Linked DNA regions of Mus musculus: all the other regions are linked to region 5. A link is a loop called in an ENCODE intact Hi-C map of the cell type or tissue named here. Cell type or tissue: heart. All regions are shown on one strand. Each heading gives the region's core, and the rest is flanking DNA. Links, peaks and the distances in the headings are about the cores only. Region 1 holds the start of Peg3 (paternally expressed 3). Region 2 has its middle 16 kb from the start of Olfr1350. Region 3 holds the start of Mir3099 (microRNA 3099). Region 4 overlaps Zim2 (zinc finger, imprinted 2). Region 5 overlaps Usp29 (ubiquitin specific peptidase 29).

Region 1 (4,686 bases), core at 263-4,262, 190 kb before region 5:
TCTGGGTGTTGCCAGTGATTCACATAACCACACCCCTTTCCCAGGATTCTGAGCTGGGCAATTGGGTGAGTCCCTTCTGGTGCCCCCGTATGAAAATATTGGCTCCAGTCACCTATGTGTGGATGTAAGATGGAGGCACTGTAGCCCCTGACATCTGCCAGTACCTAAGATAAAACACCTAAGGTCCCACTACCAAGATGAAACAGGGCTCTGTAACTGTCACTAATAAAAAGCCAGCCTCTTCTTCAGACCTGCTGCCTGCAGGTGACACATCCACAGTGAAAAATTCAGACACCCCCTTGTGGCCAACAAAGATGGCGCCAATGAAGGTGGAGGACCAGTTCAATCAGGAATCGAATCCTGAAGCGAGGTCCTGTTGTCATTCAAGATGACACCTGCACAGATAATACCAGATGCCCCCTTGTGGCCAACAAAGATGGCGCCAGAGGGAGGAGGGTACTGCAGTCAGTACCAGAGAGCCCCTCCTTCGGGCCGCCTCCTGCAGCAAGCCCACTTGTCATTCAAAATGACACTGGCGGAATGAATACCAGACGCCCCCTTGTGACCAACAAAGATAGCGACAGGGCCGGCGGACTTCTGTGGCCCAGTCACTCAGAAAGAGCTCCTCCCTCGGCCCTGCCCCTGCAGCCAACCCAGCTGTCATTCAAGATTGCTCATGCGCCATAAATGACAGAGACATAAAAAATAATGCCATGGTGAACAGGGCTGTATCGTCCCTTGGACCAGAGATTCTTTCCTTCCCTCTTGCCTGCCTCTAGTGGCCACTCCAGCTATTACTCAAGGTGACAGCAGTGCAAAAAAACACTAGACAACAACCCCCAACCATGACAAGTAAAGATGGCGCCCAGGTGGGCAGGGTTCTGTAGTCCAGATCAGAGCTCCGCCCTCTGGCCCTCCTTCTGCAGCAAAACAAGCTGTCATTCAAGATGGCTACTGCACCAGAAACGTCAGCAAAGATGGCGTCAGGTGGGCAGAGCTCCCTGCTCATTCTGAATGAGAGAGACCACACCCCTTTGGCTAGCTTCTTTCAGCCGGCCAGTCCTGCAGTCATTCAAGATGACACCCTTACTTCAGACACCGCCTCCCCATGGCCAACAGTGGTGACGCTAAGGATAGACAGGGGTGAGTTGTACCATCAGTCAGGATAATAACCCCTTCCTAGGGCTTGCCCCTTGCAAGACAGCTTAGCACTCAGGACCATAAATCCTCTCTCTAGCCTGCCTCTTGCAGCCAGCCAGTCCAGCTGTCAATCAAAATGGCACCTTCAGTGATCACTTCAGACACACCATGTATGGCAAACAGATGACGCCAAGGTGGGTGGAACTGGTTTCCAATCAATCATGACAAGAAAGCTCCTCCCTCAGATCCCACCCCCAGCCAGCCTGTCATTCAAGATGGCGTCTGCACCATAAAGGTTAGCGCGGCCAGCTATTGCTGGCAAAGATGGCGCCAAATTGGGCGGGGCTCTGTGAGCACTCAAGACCAGAGAGCCCCTCCTCCTGACCCGCCTCTTGCCGCAAACACATCCAGCTGTCACTCAAGATGACACCCGCTGAGAACTTCACAGGCCCATAAAGCTGTGTGGCCACGTCAATCAAGGCCTGAGCCCCACCCTCAGGCCCACCCCCTGAAGCCGGATGGGCTGTCATTCAAGATTGTGCCTCACTATATCAGCAGCCACTCTTCATAGCCCCGCCCTGCCACTCCCTTCTTCACCATCAGCCAGCAAAGATGGCGTCAGGGTAGGTGGGGCTTTGTGGTGACTCAGGATTATAAAGCCCCTCCTTATAGCCCGCCTCTATGCAGCATGCCCGTCCAGCTGTCATTCAAGATACCTGCAGAGCATCGAAGCCCCGCCCTTGGCCAGGAAAGATGGCGCCAGGATGGGCGGAGCTATGAGGCCTTGTCATTCAGAATAATAACCCCTCCCTAAAGCCCACCTCCTGCAGCCATCTGGGCTGTCACTCATGATGGCACCTATTACAGTTTCTGTCTGTGGCGCGGGTATAACCAGCAAAGGTGAACAAGGTCCTGTTGTCTGTCAGTCACTCAGGACGATAGCCTCTCCCTCCAGACAACCGGGCGACACTTTTTAACTCTTCATAAACCCCACAGTGCTCCTCATAAATGGAGCCAGATACAGTCCAGGGTCAAAAGACCCGTCACTTGATGTCAATTTGAGGCTCTGCAACCAAAATCTAGCCACAGAAAAATGGATTGTTTGAGCCTGCCGTTCCATCCTTTAAATGGAAGGCCGCGAGATGGCAGCATTCGTGCGGCAAACTAAGACTGAGTGAGGGTCTAGGCCACTCGGCCAGTCAGATAAGCCGACAACTGGGGTGCATCTTTACTGCCAACTAGCAAAGGAAGAGCCAGAGGAGCTAGCACCCCATAGACTCAAGCCACTTCGGCCTTTTAGTCTCTTTATCTGATGCTAAAGCGGCGCCTGCGCGGCAAATCCGCGGTCATTTCAAGATGGCGCCAAGCGGGCTGGGCCTGCTGAGTCCGCCATGGCCCCGCCCCCACCATAGGCAGCCAATCAGGATAAGCCTGTGCAGCAAACCTGTCTCCACCCTCCAAGATGGCGCCAACTGGGTGGAGCCGAAAAGTATCTCACAGCTTCTGCTTTAGTCCCGCCCCTAAGCTGCCCTCAGCCCCGCCCACCGCCACTGCGGCAAAACAAGACCCGCCCCCAAGAACAGTGCCGCGCTTAGCGGTAGATGGCTAGATTGCGAAGACCCTGCCAGCCAGACGACCTGGCGATCGGGTTAACCGCATAGCCCTTAGACTTTGCTGAGCAAAGAAAATGAAACCACAGAAGAGGTTGCTCAGAGACGGCACTCTGATGTCCACTGTGGTGGTCTTGTAACAGGACTTCTGCATCATCTGCGTGGCTGGCCACGCAGATGAGACAGGGAGCCTGGATTCTCCCGGGATTCTGGGTGGTTCACACCTAAAGCCCTAAGACCCTAAGATCGCGGGACCCTGAGGCTCCGAGGCCTGGACCTATAGAATACCTCTTTAAATCCCTGTCACCTAAATGGCATCCCTGCGGCAACACGGCCGCTCCGTGGTGATTCCCCCTTCCCGAAGGCGCAGTCTGCAGCCTTGTCAGTTACCCTTGGGAGCCGTGATATGGTCTGCCGCCCCTGGCCCGCGGCAACGCACCCCAAACACCATCTGAACTCTGCAGACGGTATCTAAGAGGGTGCATGCTGCAGAGCAGCCAGGTGGCCGGCTGACTCACCTCCCGGAGCACAGCACTCTACGCACACACCCCGACCAGGGTCGGCAGTCTAGTGCACCCACACTGAACCGGGCGCCCGGCGGCGCCACCAGCCCAGGGTGGACATCTCTCCGCTTCTCCTCCGATGCTCGTCCTCCCGCGACTCCTGACTCCCCAGCGTCTGCAGCAAGGGCTGCGGGACACCTCCTTGTCAGGGTCCTCTGCAGAGGCGGAGCTTCCTCTCTAACCAATCCAAGACCCCATTCCCCGCTTTGGGCCCTCACCACGCCTCCCACACCCTGCCAATCAGACTGCTGTTGTCAAGGCAACAGCTTGGCGCCAAGGCACGGAGTTGACGTCAACGGAGTCAGTGTTAGGGGCCCCCAAGCAGAGTCTGGAAAAGGGGGATGGGATGTGGGTGTGAAGGGATGCAGCCCCCCCAAAAGAAATCGGGGTGAATCAGAAATACCTACTAATGATGCCCCAATGCAAAACCTGAGAAGAGAGAGAGGGAAAAACGACAAGCATATATTTGTCTAAAATCGGGAAAAAAGAAAAACCATGAAAAATCGAGACAGAAACACATACGTTGAGGTCTAACCACGAACGATAAAGGTGGAAGAAAGGACTTTTCTGCCTGCAACACCCAAGCACTAAGCTAATTTCCTTAATAAACGAAGAGCTATTGGAAACCAACAAGGGAAGGACAAAAGCAAAGCAAAAAAGGGGGCAAAAGAGACCGCAAGTCACAGGACAATGCAAATGGCTGGAAGAATCTTGACCTGACTGTCTGCATAGCGAAACGCCAACCTGAGATACCGGGTGAAGGCGGTTTATGGCAGCGCGCTGAATCGCATGTGGTCAACCATCATTGCGTGAATCCACTGCATAGAATAGCAAGAAATTGCGAGGAGAGCAAGCAGGTAGATTACCAAGCCTGCCTCTGATAGAAGACATTCCTATGTCACCAGGAAAAATAACGGAGGTATCGCTGCCATAAAGGACCTGGATCGGAATAGATCCCAATGAAATAAAACCCGTTGCCGAAGTTTGTAGAAACGAAATGGTAAGTGGTTTTTTTTTTCTTTCTCTCTTTCTTTCTCTCTCATTTATTTCTTTGTTAAAAAATATACAAATGTGGGCAAAGCTTCTGGAACAATTTGCAAAAAAAAAATTTTTAACTGGTTACCTCTAGGAAAAGGAATGGGGGAGGGGAGAACAGACTACAGAAAGATGATTTTGGCTTTATTCTCTGTGCCCATGAATTTCCTTGGCAGATAAATGGTATTTCTTCCCTGGCAGTAAAATCGATGAATTATTAAAAGTTTGTTAATGTACTATTGATGGAACCATTTCACTGCCAAGAAATTTAAGGGAATAAGCACAGGTGTGTGAAAGACTAATTACAGGGGTATTTACGGAGCATCTTTTCTTATGAC
Region 2 (4,686 bases), core at 418-4,417, 330 kb before region 5:
CAATATCTGAAGCCCCTACATTTTATACTAAAGCCAATACATCAGGTAGGGCATGATATAAATCGGAAGATGTACGTATGGTGGCTGATAATCCTTATAAATCAGTTCAATAATCTGCATTATATGAAATACTCATGGTGTAGTCAGATTTTTCAAGAGTCTCTTAATATAGTAACTGACTCTCAATATGCAGGAAGGGTTGTTTTATACATAGAGACTGCTGAACTTATTCAAGATGATTCTGAATTGACTTCACTATTTATTCAGCTATAACAAATGATAAGAAATAGGAGTTATCCTCAGGTAACAGCAGATGCTGTCAAGGATGTGGAGAAAGAGGAACACTCCTCCACTGCTGGTAGGATTGCAAGCTGGTACAACCACTCTGGAAATCAGTTTGGCGGTTCCTCAGAAAATTGGATATAGCACTATCAGAAGATCCAGCAATACCACTCCTTGGCATAAACCCAGAAGATGATCCAACTTGTAATAAGGAACCACTCAGGAAACCAATCTGACAGTTCCTGAGAAAATTGTTCCATCTGAAGACCCATCTGTACTACTACTGGGCATATACTCAAAAGACGCTCCAACATATAACAAGCACACATGCTCCAGTACGTTTATAGCAGCCTTATTATTATAGCCAGAAGCTGGAAAGAACCCAGATGCCCCTCAACAGAGGAATGGATACATTTACACAATGGAGTACTACTCAGCTATTAAAAACAATGACTTCGTGAAATTTGCAGGCAAATGGATGAAACTATAAATTATCCTGATTGAGGAAACCCAGACACAAGAGCGCACACATGGTATGTACTCACTAATAAGTGGATTTTAGTTAAAAATATCAGACCACCCACAATACAACATATAAACCATATGGAGCGTAAGAAGGAAGACTAAAGTGTAGTTGCTAAAATCCTACATAGAACCTGGAAGAAAACAATCACAGGAGGTAGAAGGAGGGAGGGATGTGGGAGGCAGGGAGGAGGGGGAGTGAAAAAATCAGGGGCAGGTATTGGAAGGGACAGGAGAGAAGTAGAGAGGGTTAGGAAATTGAATAGAAACATGTAGCAGTGGGGGATGTGAACTGGGGGTAGCCACTAGAAAAGTCCCAGACTCCAGGAAGTGAGAGGCTCCCAGGACCCAACAGTGATGACTTTAGCCAAAATACCCAACAAAGGGGAGATACAACCTACATAGACCACCTGCAGTAGATAGGCACAGCCCCAGTTGAGGGATGGGGGCACCCTCCATCTCAAAAGTTTTAACCCAGAAATGTTCCTATTCAATGATGGGCCCTATTTGGCCTTGAGGACAAACCTGAGCCTGGCTTGATTTTCGAGACCTGTCATTCGCTTCTACTCCAGAATGACCTATAGACCTGAATGAGACTGCTTCTGACTAGCTACCACGGATGTATAAATTCCTGATAAGCCCTGTGAGATCACCCCACACACCTCGTCATCTCACCCCATATTTCTATCCCCACCTCTTTGCCCTGTTTATATAAACAAATTGCTGCCACATGTGGTTCTTCTCCGGTGTCCAACTCTCACCATCCTGCTCAGCCCTGGAGAGACCTGACAGGTCTGGGCTTCTCTCCTCGAAGCTACCTGCCGGCAAAGAGCTGACAATACAATGGAAAGACAGGGACAAAAAAAAAAGTGGAGCACAGACTGAAGGAGAGACCACCCCACCTAGGGATCTATCTATCCCATCTTCAGACACCAACCCCCTAAACTATTGCTGATGCCACAAAGAGCTTGCTTTCAGCAGCTTGGTATGGCTGTTCTCTGTGAGGTTCTTCCAGCACCTGACCAATACAGATGCAGATACTCAGACAACCATTGGACTGAGCCTGGAGACCACAATGGAAGTACTAGGGGAAGGAATGAAGAAGCTGAAGGGAACTGCAACCCCATAGGAAGAAAAATATTAACTAACTGGGCCACCCAGAACTAAACCACCAACCAAAGAGTACACATGGAGAAATCCATAGCTCCAGATACATATATAACAGAGGAGGGTCTTATTTGACATCAGTGGGAGGGGTGGTCCTTGGTCCTGTGGAGGTTCGGTGCCCCAGCACAGGGGACAGCTAAAGCAGTGAGGCAGGTGAATGGCTAGAGGAGCACCCTCATAGAGGCAAGGGGAGGGAGGAGAGGAGGGATAGGATGGGGGTTTGTGGAGGGGTAACTGGGAAGGGGGATATCATCTGAAAGGTAAATGAATAAAATGATTTTTAAAAAGGGGGTGTAGCTGCACACCCTAAGTAAATTGAGCTGAGTAGAGGCCCAAGCTGTAACCCAAGAAAGTTGGGGGCTGCTTGGGCACAGGACTGAGACTAATTGGTTTGGGGGCCATTATTGCCAGAAATGCAGCCTCTGCAGCTGAGGATGAGCAGCTGAAACAGGGGAGGAGCTGACTTCGCAACGCATTTCTCACAGGCACAGGGGGCATCTCTGCCCATGCTTGAATTCCTGTGCTCTCGCCCCCTCATGCTCACTTATCTGTGTCCCCACATCTAAGTGGACAGCCAAACCCCATTCTCCCAGCCACCTGCACGGTGTCAACTGAATCCTGAAATCAAGTGCACATGCAGTGGGCTGCAGTCAGCATCCATGCCTTGAGTCAGCCACACACGGGCATGGGATAGGGTTTGGGCCAATTTTCCAATTGAGGAAAAGCCATAACAGGTCACACATAGGAAATGGAAAACAGCAGAGGCTCAGAAGCTGAGTTTTTTCTGCAATCAACCTCTAAGAGAATCAGATACCACTACAGTATCCTAAATCGAACACAAGAGGGAGACAAAGACACAGGAAACTTGGGATCAGGTAATAGGGGGTTGAAGTAGATAATTTCAGAGAGCAATGGAGATGAGCATAAAGATGACAAACATAATAAAGACTTTTTGGGTGCTTATGTAGTGCTCATTTAAAACGGCTCAGAATGGATGGAAAAGTCTAGAGAAAATCGTAAAGAGAATCTGTTATGAATATCACCTGTCAATAAAAAAGCTGATGGCCAATGAGCTGAGGCAGGAAATGTGAGGTGGGACACTGTCAGAAAGAGAGAGGATTCTAGGAAATAGGGAGAGAATAAAAGAGGATGCAGGGAGCCACGTGGGAGGAGATTCCAGGAAACGGATAGGGAGACGGACATAGCAGGTAGCTGAACTCAGGGAGCCACCGAGGAAAACGCAAGGATGCAGGCCAGGACTGAAGGAGAGATAACTAATCAAGTGACAGACACAGAATAGTTTGAGTAGGTTAAATAACTTACGAGCTAGTCAGGAAATGAGCCAAAGCCTATGGCCTAGGTATTTTTAATTATAAACAGTCTCAGAGTTGTCATGCCAGGAGCAGGGGCTGAGAAAGGAAAAACAGATTTAATAAATACATTTTTACAGGAAATCAACACCTTGCTAAATATAATTATTACATTGTTAAGTTTCACTCTTATCCTACTAATGTTTCAGTTTGCTACATCTTATCAAAAACCAAAGTCTTAGAAAAAGGATTAAAAATTTTTATAAGAGAGAGTGAAGGCAATGTTAGAACATTAAAGGAAAATTAGAGACATTTGTAAACAAAACTGAGGAGGATACTAAAATAGTAAAGATAGGGAAACAAACATTACAGGGAATTTTAGAGACATGTATAAGCAAAATTTAGGGGGAGATTAAGATAATAAAGATACAAGAAAATAAAAATAATAAAAACTGGAGACAAGTCTTGGAAGAAAATTTACAAAAAAAATATGAGTAAACTTGAAGTAGTTATAAGACAGAGTGAGAAAGTAAGGCCAGAACAAAACCCTAAAATGATTTCCCAGCCTTGAGAAGGAACTTGGAAGGAAATGAAGGAAATCCATATGGTTACCACACATTTGAATGGCAACCTATAGAGGCTCAGGATTTTAAAAGGTTTAAGACCCAACAAGCAGCTGAAAGAGTCAGATGCAGATATTTACACCCAACCAATGGACAGAAGCAGCTGACCCCTGTTGTTGAATTACAGAAGGCTGAAAGAAGCTGAGGAGAAGGGTGATCCTATAGAAGGACCAGCAGTCTCAATTAATCTGGACCCCCGAGATCTCTCATACACTGGACCACGAAACAGGCAGCTTACAGCAGCTGATAAGAGTTCACCACACACATACAGTAGAGGACTTCCGAGTCTGGGTTCATTCAGAGATGATGCACCTAACCCTCAAGAGACTGGAAGCCCCAGGGAGTTTAGAGGTCAGGAGGGGTGGGGATGGGGACATCCACATGGAGAAGGGGTGGAGAGGAGGTGTGGGATGTGGAACAGTAGGGTGGACGGGGGTGGGGGTGGGAATAAAATATGGAGTATAAAAAAATAAATTTTAAAAAAGGAAAAAAAACAAGCTTGAATGGGATCATTGGGCACAGGAGAGAGAGGGGGGGAGGGAGGGGGAGGGAGGGAGGGAGGACGGACAGACAGACAAGCAAGCAAGCAATAATGAGCTATGGCCTCAAATACATAGGACAAGGCTGAACAACAGAGAGGAACTGAATCATTTACAAAGATAACCCAGGGTTCAAACGAACCTTTTACAAAGACTGACCACAGCTCCAACTATTAGAGAATTTTTAATTGAATCTTTAGCTTTTGAAAATGCTAACAGTAAATGCAAAAAATTAATTAGACC
Region 3 (4,686 bases), core at 433-4,432, 110 kb before region 5:
AGACCTGAGAAGAGGTAGAAACGGGTCCACAAGTAAAACTCTATTGGACTACAATTCTGACCACTCCCAATATACTCTCCCTGATTGCTTTCATGCTATAGTGACAGAGTTCAATAACTGAGTTCCAACCACACAGCCCACCAAAACTAAAATATTCACTATGTGGCTTTTGACAAAAAGCCATTCCAGGCTGCAGAGTCAAACAGTTTATAAACCTGCACAGATCTAGCTTCCAGGGAAATGCCACAGAGTCCAATATAGCTGCTACCCCAAATTCCTCTAAAGAGAAAACATAGGAACACCCATTTTTGAAACTCACATAGCCTAAACTTTGACTATTTTTAATTTATCATAACCAGAAAACTATATACAATTACAGTGCGCAACATGATGTTCAAATTACATATATTCTTTGTGTGAGTATCTTCTCAGTCAGATTGGCTTACCTATCCATTATGCATCCATCATTTTTTTTTTAAGAACTTTCAGCAATTTTCTGTTGTTGCTGTCTTTTTTTTTTTTTTTTTTTTTGCGATAGGGTTATTTTGTTCTCTGTGTAGCTCTGGCTGTCCTGGAACTCGCTTTGTAGACTACCAGACTGGCTTTGATCTCAGAGAGCTGCCAGCCTCTGTCTCTGAGTGTTGGGATTAAAGGTGTTCACCAATTTTCAAGTATAAACATAACTCATTACTGATTATCACCACCATGGTGTACAGTAGCACCTTAGAACTTACTTTTCCTACAGAATGAAGACTCCATGCCTGTCAGTCAAAACAAAACAAAACAAAACAACAAATAAATGTGTTGTACAACATCACATTTGTCTCAATTAAGTTCATTACCTTGGCTGTATGATTTTTCCCATCAAAGAAACACATATGAACATCTATTCACGCCTTAAAGGGCATTAAAGATTAAAAAAAAATATTTCACCAGTCTATGTTGGTAAAGCAGTGAATTTGGGGTATAACTTATAGGAGCAAGGATGACCTAGGCAGCTGCATCCCTGAAAAGGCCACACAACACAGGCTATTACCCATGAAACCTGTATCCTGGGAGCTCCCTGCATGATTTGCAGGCAGTGCCACTAAAGAGTCTCCTCTCTCACAGCAATCATTTCCTGCCTTACATAAACATAGGACAGGGCCTTGTGGTGCTTCTAACTTCCTGTGCTTTCTGAGTCTTGTAAGTTATATAAGACTCCTGAGCCTTGGAAGTTTCCTTATCTCCCTCAGTCTTAAAATGTTTCGATTCAGTGGCAATCTCCACAGAACTCTTCCTCCTTCCAAGGGAAACCTCAAGCCTGCTGAACGATCGATCCCCATCCCAGCTTCCTTCCAGCCCTTGATGTTTTAGTACGCACATAGGCTAGAGAGAGGTTGGGGATGGGGAAAGATGAGAGCATCGAATGCAGGATTGAGTGACCACGTGGAGGGAGACTACCCAATGACAATAGAGACCCGAGAACTTCACACTTAGTCCTTTCTCATCTGATGAGAATTAGCAGGAAAACACTGATAACTCAGAGAGCATGAGCCCATACATCTAAGTGGAGCCTAGTAGAGCACTCCTGGAAAGCTCACTAAAGTTAGGGGATGGATGAGGACTCCAAAACTGGTTCCTGATTCAAATGAAGCACCACATGTTGCTAAACCATCGTCTGGCTGACAGCGAATATCTCTTATCCTAGTTGTTCACCAAAGCCCCCACCTTCAGTCATTCATTCTTCTCACTCAATTTCTACCTCTGCCTGCAGGAGAATGAACTTGTCTAAATGACACTTTCCTCATGGGGGTAAAGAGATTTTTCTTTTCTTCTTTTTTCTTTTTTTTCTTTTTAGAGAGAGATTTTTTTTTTCCAATCAGTGAGTTGTTGTTGGAGGACTTGAAGTTTTTAATATGACATCAAAAGGGAGTCAGGAAAATATGGGGAGGGTGTAATGACACCCCCTAACCCGTTGTCTCTTGATCCCTCACTTGGCCTCTGCTTTTGTCAGGAACAGACACTTGCTGCACAGGGGCACCTTATCCATCTTCATGAGACCTGACACTGGCATGGGCACAGGAGGAAGCAGTGGCAGAAAGCATCTAAGATTGGGATATTCCAGATTGTATAGGTAAAAATGTGTAGGCAAAAAAGAGAGGAAGAGGAGAAGGAAGATGAGGAAGAGGAGAAAGAGGAGGAAGAGGAAGACAAAGAGGAAGAGGAGGAGGAGGAGGAGGAGGAAGAGGAGGAGGAAGAAGAGGAGGAGGAGAGGAGGAGAAAAAAGATACAAAAATCCCAACCAAAACAACAACCAAAAAAAAGAAAAAAAGAAAAAGAAAAGAAAAGAAATGAAGGAAGGAAGGAAGCAAGCAAGAAAGGAAGAAAGGAAGAAAGAAAGAAGGAAACTACCAAGTAACTGTCACATCTACCTGGCTATGGCAAGAGGGTAGAACTCAGCTGAGTGACAGAGGAGCTCATTCTTCAGCAACTAGCAGAAATCCAAAGAGTAGACACTAGATTCCTGCAGATTGCCATGCCACAAGCTGCCCTCATCCAGCAAACTGAGCCTTATGAACTTTCAAAACAATCACTAAGAGGTCCAGCTGCTTGTGTGGGTGTATACAGGTAGGACATACTGCAGAGGTAGAAGCAGGAGGTATGTGAGTTTGAGGCCAGCTTGGGCTACAACTATAAAGGCTGGAGAGATGACTCCATGGGTAAAGAGCTGGATATGCAAGTGTGAGGACCAGGGTAAGGATCCCCAAACCCCACATGAAAACTGGATGGACATGGTGGCCTACCTGTAATTCCAGACAGGAGAGCCTCGGGGCAAGCTGGTTTTCATGTCCTGTACCCCTGAAGAAAACTGAATTTCCTACCCTCAGCAACTGTCATTGCCAATAGCTCCTCAGTTAGGAGTGGGACTTCAAGATGCTAAGTTTTAGGTTTCGAGTATCTTACCACAACTTTTAAAAACTGAAATACTCCACCTATGAAAGTGTTTCAATATGGAGAGTTTGTCAGCCCCCTCAGATGGGTGGAAGCAGCTTTTGCTGTGCCCCAGGGAAGGAATGAGAATGCCAACTGGGACGGTCTGAACATCTGTCAATGTGCTCAGGGGCCGTTGAGACTTTTCACCCTCAAATGGATGATCTGTGGGACACACGTTGCCTGACGATGATTTTGTGGGATACAGTCACCCCAGATTTACCTTAGTTTTTGAATGATGTCGCAAATAAATGATTTTGCTTTTTGATAATTAAAAAATTTTTATTGTATTAATACATTAATGTGTGTTATGGCATACATGTGGTATACAGAGGACAACACATAGCAACCTTTTTTATTTCTTATGAAATCTGGGCCCTAGGGATCAAACTCAGACTGTCAGTCTTGAAGGCAAGCCCCCTAAATCCACTGAGCCAGGCTAGCAACACGAGCTTTTATAAAAAGGTCCTTAAGTTATCTGGTTATGAAAAAAATAAGCCTGACAAGCACCTAATAATTTTTTAATTGTTAAATGATTGATTTGTTTTATTTTATGGGTATGAGTGCTTCACCTGCTTGTATGTATGCATACTACACAGATCCCTAATGGCTTTGGAGGCCAGGAGTTATAGATAGTTCTTTGCCACCAAATGGGTTTTGAGAACTGAACCTGGGTACTTGGAAAGATCAGACAGTAGACAGTGCCCTGAACTGCTAATACATCTCTCCAGTCCCCAATCTGTGAAATTCTGTGTTGATGAGAAAAACATAAGCAGTCTTTAGGCCTAGGCTTGGATCATTGGATTCGTCACTTTGTTTTTGTAAATATTTCCCCAAGTATCTTAAAGAATTATTTACAAATACTCATTTGAGTCAAACATACTCACAGGACATTCTAATTCGGTAAGTATAATGTCTCTATGAAACTATTCTCTCTCTCTCTCTCTCTCTCTTTCTCTCTCTCTCTCTCTCTCTCTCTCTCTCAGTGTGTGTGTGTTTTGTGTGTGTGTGTGTGTGTGTGTGTGTGTTTCAAGAATAAATAATCTCTTTTGTCTGGCCCAGTAAACTTTTATTTAAATAATGCATCCTCTGGGTATATGCAGATGTCCATGTTCTACAGGTCTTTCTGTTGTTGGAGGGCTCTCAAGATATTTACCCAATTTTAGAACTGGTGGGGTTGAGAACTATTTGCCGAAAAAACAAAACAAAACAAAATACCCAGTGATATGCAAACTTTGGTGTTTGGAAAAATTAGGCTGGGGACATTGAGTAACTCAGCAGTTAAAAATGCTGACAATACTGAAGTTGGGTCCCTAGGACCCACATGGTTTAAGAAGAGAACTGGCTCCCACAAGTTGTCTTCAGATTTTGACTTGCACGAGGTGGCAAGGCACCCAAAGAGAGGTATGCACAAAAGTAAATAAATAGAATGTAATAAAGATTAGTGTGGCTCTCAGAGAAGCCTATTCCTTATCATCGCTCATCACCCTGGTATTGTGTTTTTTGTAAATATTATTAAAAGTCACACTTGTGGAAAAAAACAAACCTAGAGAAGAGCTAGTCTTTGTCCAGAGTTCCAAATGTACTACTGCTAATCTCAGCAGGTCCCAACCAGAGCTCACAGTCCCTATCAAAATCAGCAAGTCCATCCAAATGAGGAAGGGCTGGCTTCCTTCCGTAAGCCTCAGTGACTTTCTGGGGTTTGGCTTTTCT
Region 4 (4,686 bases), core at 273-4,272, 260 kb before region 5:
TCTTCCCCAGGGAAGAGCATACTGACTGGTTATACCAATTGGTCAGCCCTGAAACCTTATACATATAACAGTGTATAGACTGGATAGGTTATATTCATATATATAAGGAATATGTATGTATATTAAGAATATATACAGTGAATTCTCTTAAAGTACACGTTGTTCTGCAGTAAGCTACACATGTAACAGCGACTAGAGAACTAGAGACCATGAATTTGATAGACAGCAGTGGGGGTACATGGGAAGGGTTGGAGAAGCAGAGTAAATATGATATTATGTTATAATTAAAAAAAAAACAGATATAATGGAAAAATTAAATGAGGTTGCTGGAAAAAATACCTCAGCAGTTAAGCATGCTTGTGGCTCTTGCAGAGGATCTGGGGTAAATTCCCAACACCTGCGTGACAGCTCACAACTATCTGTGATTCCAGTTTCAGGGAATCCAATGCCCTCCTCTGGCTTCCAGGAGCGCTAAATGAACACCGTGCACAGACTTGCAGGCAAAACACTCATACACATAAAATAAAAGTAAAACGTACAAAACAAATGAATAACATGAACTACTGCCTCTGGCCCAAGCTGAGGCTCACTGAGATGGTGAACCATCCTAACAAAGACACTGAAAACTGACCTATGTCAGTAACTGGGCTGTAAGGAGAATACACACTTACCTAGGGAGACCAGGTTCTGGTGAATTCTCTTAAAGTACACGTTGTTCTGCAGTAAGCTAACTCCTCCTCCTCCAATCCAGCGCTTAAAGGTCACCAGCTCCTAAAACACCAGAGAATACCCCTAAGCGATTTAAAAAAACAAAACCCCCAAAACCGGGAAAGAGCTTAAGTTGAAACAATGTCTCTCACTTCAGGCAGCCACTGAATTGCCAGACTCACACCCTAGGGGTGGGTGTGGCCTACCCCCCACCCCTACCCCACCCCCTCAATCCCCACAGCTGACCAGGTCTTTATGTCTTCAGTCTCTCATAAAAGAGGGTAAAAAAGAGGGGTGGGAAGGCTGGAGAGATGACTCAGAAGTCAAGAGCACTGACTGCTTTTCCGGAGGTCCTGAGTTCAATTCCCAGCAACCACATGGTGGCTCATAACCATCTGCAATGGAATATGATGCACTCTTTTGGTGTGCCTGAAGACAGCGCACTCCCAAACAAAAAATAAAAATAGAAAAATTCCAGACTTTTCAAATCTTGTTCTGATTAAAATGGGATGTTGAACAAATCAGGGCAGGGAGACAAGAAGGGAAGCATTCAGTATGAGCGCAACTCGTAAAAGTGAAGACAGCCTTAGACAAGTGGGGGTGGGGCGCATTAACAGGGAAGATCTAGGAATCAGAAAAGATCCAAGAGCCATGACAAAAGACAGCTTAACTCACTTGCTGTCCAGAAGATGGCAGAACATCTTTGCATCCTGATTCTGCTGGCCACAGGTTTCCCTGTATCCTGAAAGCGCAGGGTCCTGAGCCTAGAGAAGAAATATAACCACCACACTGAGTCCTCTCTGGCCACAGCCTGTCGCCCGCGTATCACCCTGTCCTACTTTGAAGCCAGCAGTATCCCTGGGCTTCCCTTGGCAAAGCAAACGATCATGGAGACCACTTCTGTTCTCAGCAAAGTCGAGCTCCAGTCATTTCCCATTCTAAACCTCTCCGTGGGCTTCCCACAGGTTTCTAAGTAAAGCAGGAGTTCTCTGCATCAGTGCTTTCTTACCTGTCAATCAAGTTCACCAGGGAGGGGCCTGGAGAGATGGCTCAGCCCTTTAAGTGAGCTTAATGCTCTCACAGGAGGACCCGGGTTCTGCTCCCAGCACCCACATGGCAGCTTGAAATCATCTATAATTCCACTTCTAGGGGATCCAATATATTTTCTGACCTCTGCATACATGTGATACACTATATTTATTCAGATGTGTACACACACACACACACACACACACACACTAAAATTCAGGTAGCTTCAACTTCTAAATAGCAAATCAGAAGTTTACAGGAACCACATGAAGACCAAGCTACATACTTGTGAGGATTAAATGTTACTGACATACACTGCCGTAGGTCTTTGTTTTTGTTTGCTTTTTGTTTTTGAAAGGCAGCCTTTAAGGACCCCTTCCTACATTTTCAATCACTAATTTGTAAGATGACAGGATCACCTTACCCCAAAAGCCTGAACTTACAATCATCTTTTATGGAGGTCTTTTCCAGGTGATCTTTTCAGTAATTTCCTGTTTCTTTCTCAGACTCTATGCAATTTTTCCCCATTCCCTTCTAACTTCAGCTCAGCTCTGTGTATAGCTAAGCTAAACTTTTAACTTCTAGGACAATACCCTGAGTGTCCACATGAGGCACTGTAACACCATGTATAGAATAAAACCCGTGGCAGGTGGTCTAGCTTTTAAAAAGAGAGACTTGTGACTAAGGGAAAGGGGGTGAATTTGGGAAGAGTTGGGGACACGGGATAGTATGAGCAAAACTCATTGTATGAAATTCTCTGAGAACAAATAAAAAAATTGAAAAGAGGACAAGAGAGAATAATGCAAACCAGAAGTGTAGCCTCTGCAGGTCTAGAGCCTGATGGCCAGGTAAAAAATGTTGAAATGCTGTTTGGTGGCACCTGTAAACCCAGGACTCACAATGTGAAGCAGGAGGATTGCAGTGATTTCAAGGCCAGCTTCAGCCACATAACAAAATTCTTTAAAAAAAAAAAAATGGAATCTAGGAAAGCTGCAGTCCCTAAAGGGATAGGACCTCTACAGGAAGACCAATTAGTCAACTAACCTGGACTCTTGCGGAGCTTTGATTGGTGAATCATCAACCACCAACCAAAGAACACAGATGGGCTGGACCTAGGCCTCCCTGCACATATGGAGCAGATGTGCAGCTTGGTCTTCATATGGGTCCTGAACAACGAGAGCGGGGCTATCCCAAAAGCTGTTGCCTGTATGTCGGATATGTTCTTCTAGCTGGGCTGCCTTGTCTGGCTTCAGTGGGAGAGGAAGGGCCTAGCCTTGCAGAGACTTGAAGTGCTAGCAGTGGGGATACCTGGTGGGGGGAGGGGTGGCAGGGGGAACCTCACAGGCTCAGAGGTGAAGGGCAGGGGTTGGGGCAGTTAGGATGTGAATTGTGTAAGTAAGATTAATTAATTAAAAAAAATTCTGGAATCATAAGCACAGGCTATTTATTCAATCTTGTGTCAAAAAAACAAAGGCAGTAGTGCCTCTTGCAAAGCTGCTACTTAACAGAGTCAAATGAATTAATAACACAAACCACCTACAGGAATACATGGTTTGTATTAGTGCCCTCTTTCCCATCACTCTTTAATAGCTCTTTCAGAACTTTCTATAATATCCTGGGATCATATTGATCCTTCTTCTCTAAATTCTCCCAGACCCAACCCCTTTCTTTACCCACCTGTGTTTTGTTTTGTAAATCAATCAAGTCCAATGTGTACTGCCCATATTCTCTCAGGTGTGTGGCCATTTATTTAGCGGAGCATGGTCAACTTATCACCATCATGGAGAGAGAAGGTGGGCTCAATGAGCAGCTTAATTTTTTTGTTTTTTTTTTCTGTGTCAAAGGTGAGGCGTGCCTGAATCTAGCCACATGCTCTTTTCTGTCCATGCCCCAGCCCTCCTGCTAGAAATAGCTATGATCCCAGATTTTCCCTCCTCTGGGTATATATGTAATCTAATATATATTGTTCTCTTGGTATATACATAGTGTGTACTTAATATATTTTGTTTGTGGTTGGAATTATTTTTATTCAAAGGACTAGGGGCTTTGTTTCCTTAGTGTTGAAAGCCCCCTAGTTCTAACCTAGTAACCTGAATTCCTGAGACTGATACTGGAAAAGGATGAACTTGCAGTCCCCATATTTTAGATCCTCTTGCACTGGACATTTAGCCATTCATTAAAAGTTCACTTTTGGGGCTGAAGGGTTAGTGCTTAAGAGCACTGTCTGCTCATTCAGAGGTCCTGAGTTCAATCCCCAGGAACCACATGGTGGCTCATAGCTTTCTATAGTGTGATCTGATGCTCTCTTCTGGCATGTATGTGTACATGCAGAGCGGGCACTCATATACACAAAATCAATAAATCTAAAGAAAAAAGTTCATTCTTGCCCTAAAATAAAAAAGATAAGAAAAAAATCAGTATATTTATACTGAACATATCAAGTCTAGATTCTTTGGTAGTGTTGATTTTAAAAGAACACTGCCTTTTAAAAAGTTATGCACGTATGTGGGTATGCAGGTGCCCCACAAAGCCAGAGGCATCATTCTCCCAGGAACTGGAAGTACAGAAGGTTGTATGTTGCCTGGTATGGATGCTGGGAATTGAACTCAGGTCCTATGTAAGAGCAATACACATTTTTAACTGCTTAAAGGAGGAGGTATACATGAGGAGGGACAGTGAGAGGCAGGGTAGGGCTGAGATAGAGGAAGAGCTGGGTTGACGCTGTTCTGGGGAGTAATCCAAGATACAGCCCAAGATCTTGGGTTTCGGGAGGATGTGGACCAGAGGCAGCCTGGGGGGAGGGAAATGGAAAGCCCTGGGTGCACAAGACAATGATGGGACAAAAAGGCCATTTAGCCACGACTCTTCAAAGTCAGCCTCCAACCATAGGTTCTTTCTCACAAGCCTATCCAACTCTTCATGCACTATGCACTCATTTTTCCACAGCAA
Region 5 (4,686 bases), core at 264-4,263:
GCCAGCCTGGTCTGCAGAGTGAGTTTCAAGGCAGCTTACCTACTGAGAAACCCTGCCTCAACATAACAAGACAAAAAAAGCAACAGGTTTCAGCACAGCATTTCCATATACGGGTCATTGTGTGCTTCTCGTGATCCTCTGCACGGTCCCCGTCCTTTCTCACTGCTCCTGGTGGCCTCTTTCTTTCCTCCATTGTCCTGTTTGTTCTCACGTTGTAGATATGATAAGATTTAGGTTCTGCGTCTGAGACAGAACGCGTAATACTTGTCTTTCTGAGTGGGGCTTCTTTGTTTAACGTAATGATCTCCATCGATTTTCCTGAAAATGACATAATTTTATGCTTTATGCCTGAATAATGCACCACTGGGGGGGTAGGGGGGGAACATGCTGCTGCCTATTACATTCTCTTTATCCTTTCGTCGGTTGATGGGCATCTAAATTACTCTTGTAATTTGGCTATTTGTGAATAACCTTGCTATAAACATGGATGGCCAGCCCCTCTCATTTTGCCTTAATCACATCTATTACAACTCTATCTCGGGGCTGCCAAGATAGCTCAGCAGACAAAGCCCCTTGTGCCAAGTTTGATGTCCCAAGTTCAGTGACCCAGGACCCATATGTTAGGAGAGAACTAACTCCTGTAAGCCGACCTCTGACCTCCACATTTACAGCGTCATTCACGAAGCAACACACACGCAGGGACACATAAATAAATAAATAAATAAGTGTATGTTTGTTTGTGTTAAAGACCCTGTCTCCAGGGTTGGAGACACAGAATGTCTGGAATCCACCAGTGAGGGAGGCCCTAGGCTCTGTCTCCTGCATAGCAAAAATAAAAGGATGGCTGTTTATAGCTGCGCGTGACACCGATGGTGGCCGTGCCTGTCATTCTAGCTCTCAGGAGCTTGAAACCAGAGAATTGCTGTGATGTCAAAGCCACACCAGGCTACATAACAAGACCCTGTCTTGAGAATAAATATGGGCCAAAAAGAAAGGCACTTGCCACCAAGCCTGTCCACCTGAGTTTGATCTCCAGAACCCACATTGTGGAAGAAAAGAACCGACTCCCTCAAACTGTCCTCTGACTTTCAAATGTGCACCAAGGCACATATGGGCTCCAACATTTTCATATAAATCAATCAATCAATCAATCGATCAATATCCCTTTTCCAAAAGCATTCGGAGGCACAGGCATTGAGTCTTCAGTATGTGAGATTCTGGAACACTCAGATTGATCTTAATAACCCCAGAGTTGGGGGGGAGGCTGAGAAGCTGGAAACGGAGCCTGTAGTTTGATAAAGGCAGGATTTAGAGGCATACCCAAGGCCTCAGTGTAAACCTCTTTCCCCTCTGCCCCCTCTTAGCAGCTTGGATTTTACCCTGAGTGTGGAAGGAAGCCCCAGTTGACAACAAGCAGTTCAGACTTATGTCAAAGCAAGGTGGCTCTGGCTGCGGTTGACACTGAGTGACTCTGGAGGCCCACAGACATCGTATGGTACCCCAAGCCTCCCTTGTAAACAGCAGACAGCTGGGAGTCAGGATGCTGGAGGACCTGGGCAGAGGGGAAAGAGGTTTACACTGAAGTCTGCGAGTGTGTGGACCTTTACTACGGTCTCCCCAAGAAAACAAGACACAACACACAAACGATTAGATCCCGTGGCTGTCCCCCTCTCCTCTTCCACGGGAAAAGGACACAATCTTCAGCCATAAAGTTCTTTGCTTCTGTCTCTGTCCATCCATTCCTTTCCAGTTTGCAGACTGAAGAATGATCGCGGGTGCCCTCTACTGGCAGCTTGCTCCACAGTGTAACAACTTAAAGCTCATAGGAAGCCACCAGCCCACTGCGGCTCCGCAGCACCAATCTTTTCTCTTCCTCCATCCCTTTCCTTTTTTCCTTTCCATCAAGGCTATCTATATGGAAGACCTACTATGTGCCGTGTGTGTGTGTGTGTGTGTGTGTGTGTGTGTGTGTGTGTTCACACATAATATACATGTGGAACTCAAGGGACAACTTGCAGGAATTGGTTCTCTTCTTCCAATCTGGGGATTGAACTCGGGCTATCAGGCTTGGTGGCAAGTGCCTTGATGTGCTGAGCCCTCTTGCTGGCCCCAGGCACATGTTACTGAGGTGTAACCCGGGATCCACGGGATCCACATATTTAGCAAGTAGCAACTTCCATGGTGAGTCTGGATGAGGACAGGTTAGAGGCTACCATAATCAGCTAGGCTGCAGCCATGTGCTAGACATCTTTATTTGGGCGCGTCCAGTGCCTCACTGACCTCGAGACTTTTCTACATAATAGATGAGAAGTTCTGAGGGACACAAGCCTCTGGTCAATGGACACTTGCTTCAGTACTCTTAAACCTTTGCAGAATCTCCACTGTGAATCCAGGTTGGCACTTTGAGCCTATGTGCACACACACACACACACACACACACACACACACACACACACACACACCATACACCAAACACACACACATACACCACATCACACACACACACACACACCACACACACCACATACCATATACCACACATACACACCCCACATACATACCATATACTACACACACACACCACACCACACACACACACCCTCCCACACACACCATACACCACACACCCACACACACACCATATACCACACACACATACCATACACATACCACACACCACACACACTACACACACCACACCACATACACACACACTACACACATATCACACACCATACACACACACACCACACATACCACACCACACACCACAGACACACACATACCCCCATACACACATACCCACATACACATCACACCCACTTCACCACACACACATACGCACACACACACACACACACACACACACACACCACACATACACCTGTGTGTCTATAAGCCTGAGTCCAGAGCCTATAATACTCCAGGTTCTGCCCCTCTCCCTGGTCTTGTGGCAGCCACCTTCTCTTCTCAGTCTGCTGTGGTTTCCATAGAAACAGATATGGCCAGATGAGAGATCAGAAGGAGACAGAGCCTGACACTCCAGCCCTTAGACTTTTATGTAATTAAAATGCATCACCAGACAAGGCCTCTGCAGAAAGGCAGGGAGAGTACAGGTCTGTGTTGGTCTCTGTCATCCCAGGCAGAAATCTCAAGCTGGCCCAAAGAACCAGCAATGTGATTGCTATTTGTTCTTCTTTTTATTCATTCATGATTAAGCCATTTATCTGTCCCTCACACTCAAAGATTATGAATGATTAACAAAGATAAGTCCATTCTTGTTGCTGAGATAGGATCTTGTTATATAGACCAGACTGACCTCAAATGTATGACAATCTTCCTGCTCTGAATTTCCATGTTCTAGGATTACAGTAATGGGCCGCTATACCTGGTGTAGATAGTTATATTAGTATATATATATTGCAAGCATATGAGAGTCAGAAGACAACTGTTTGAGTCAGTTCTCTCTCTCCTTCTACAATCCATGTGGGTTAAAGCAATCAAACTCAGCCTGTCAGCCTTGGTGGCAAATGTCTTTACTGGCCAAGCCATCACTCTGGCCTGGTTAAATTAATATATTAATTTTGCACTTACTCTTTGCTGCTGGTATTGTCACAAGAACAGGAACACAGTATAGGTGAAAGGAAATCCCACAATGCCTCATTAAAGATGCTTGCTTCTCAGATGAGGCGACCACACAAAACCACACATAAAGATCAATAATACTGTGAGAGCAGGCATGAGATCTGGGCTCAGTCCTAACACTACGTAAACCCTGAACGGTAGTGAGTACCTGTGATCCAAACACCAGCCAAGCAGAAGCAGGTTGATCGGGAGTTCACAGTTATCCTCAGCTATCTAGCATGTCTGAAGCCAGCCTGAGCTATTGAGACTTGCCTCAAAAAAGAAAGAAAAATGAGGAGTGGGAGGCCAGATGGGTCTGTTGATGAAAACACTTGCTGCCAAGCCTGCTAATCTAAGTAAGATTTCAGGACCCACATGGTGGAAGGAGAAAACTAACACCTAGAAGCTCTCCTGTGTATTCTGAGCCTGCGCCGTGGTGTTTGCAAGCATGCACACATGCACATACATAGATATTGAAAATGTCTTTTATGGGCATGCTGAGTCTTTGTATAATGTGCATGCACCTTTCGGGGCATCACGGACATCTGAGCTGAAGATGTTCGCTTTGCTCTTCCATATGTCTGAGAACACAGGGGCAAGCTCCTCACCCAGTAAGCTCCTCACACCAGCCTGGATTTCTCTTCCCCTCTTCACAGGGACTCTGCTTGAATTCTGAATTCTGGATCTCTGCTTCCTGCACCTTACCCAGCCACCTCTCTTTGATGTTGTGCCCTCCACACACACACCCTCTCTTTCCCAGTCCATTCTACCTGTCAAGCCATAGATTCCATCTCCATAGATGCAACAAGATCTGCATTGAAAACATTCAGAAGTGTGCACCTTTAGCTCCAGCACTTGGGAGGCAGAAACAAGCAGAGTTTTTGTGAGTTCAAAGCCAGCCTGGTCTACATAACAAGTTCAAGACCAGTTAGGGCTACACAGTGAGACCCTGTCTCAAAACAAAATTAGAAAAAAAAAGTCACATCCTGAATGAAAGGACATAGGTATTTTTGAAGGGTCAGAACTTCCTACAACAGTGTAATTACTATTACATAGAACTTA

Evidence for each region. Peaks named below come from ENCODE experiments on the same cell type or tissue, not always from the same donor. Only the 100,000 strongest peaks of a DNase experiment are listed, where the experiment ranks them.
Region 1: it touches region 5 in a loop (5-fold over the local background); 18 of 42 quality-filtered maps call a loop at or near these places.
Region 2: a loop joins it to region 5, with 5 times the contacts of the local background. A loop is called at or near these places in 5 of 42 quality-filtered maps.
Region 3: it touches region 5 in a loop (2.1-fold over the local background); 2 of 42 quality-filtered maps call a loop at or near these places.
Region 4: a loop joins it to region 5, with 11 times the contacts of the local background. A loop is called at or near these places in 15 of 42 quality-filtered maps.

Annotation. Positions count from the first base shown.
Region 1 is chr7:6,726,990-6,731,675 of GRCm38, forward strand. It overlaps Peg3 (paternally expressed 3), which reads right to left and starts at 3,430. Exons shown (of 9, transcript NM_008817.2): 1 at 3,269-3,430. It overlaps Usp29 (ubiquitin specific peptidase 29), which reads left to right and starts at 3,594. Exons shown (of 8, transcript NM_001360502.1): 1 at 3,594-4,313. In heart, for the core only: CTCF peaks have their summits at 497, 699 and 2,270 (motif pointing right); DNase peaks (open chromatin) are centred at 892, 1,642, 2,562, 3,492 and 1 weaker place; H3K4me3 peaks cover 4,000 bases; H3K27ac peaks cover 3,443 bases.
Region 2 is chr7:6,583,745-6,588,430 of GRCm38, forward strand. No RefSeq gene overlaps it. Among named protein-coding and RNA genes, the nearest start is that of Olfr1350, 16 kb to the left of the region's middle. In heart, for the core only: a CTCF peak has its summit at 2,799 (motif pointing right); no DNase peak of the experiment used is centred there.
Region 3 is chr7:6,802,274-6,806,959 of GRCm38, forward strand. All of the region lies in intron 2 of Usp29 (ubiquitin specific peptidase 29), which reads left to right. Mir3099 (microRNA 3099) reads left to right here and starts at 1,314; the gene lies at 1,314-1,397. In heart, for the core only: no CTCF peak of the experiment used is centred there; no DNase peak of the experiment used is centred there.
Region 4 is chr7:6,657,476-6,662,161 of GRCm38, forward strand. Zim2 (zinc finger, imprinted 2) reads right to left here. Exons shown (of 5, transcript NR_131759.1): 2 at 1,384-1,472; 3 at 672-771. Among named protein-coding and RNA genes, the nearest start is that of Zim2, 2.5 kb to the right of the region's middle. In heart, for the core only: a CTCF peak has its summit at 2,348; no DNase peak of the experiment used is centred there.
Region 5 is chr7:6,916,684-6,921,369 of GRCm38, forward strand. The region is part of intron 2 of Usp29 (ubiquitin specific peptidase 29); the gene reads left to right. Among named protein-coding and RNA genes, the nearest start is that of Zim3, 58 kb to the right of the region's middle. In heart, for the core only: a CTCF peak has its summit at 1,783 (motif pointing left); a DNase peak (open chromatin) is centred at 1,768; H3K27ac peaks cover 1,969 bases.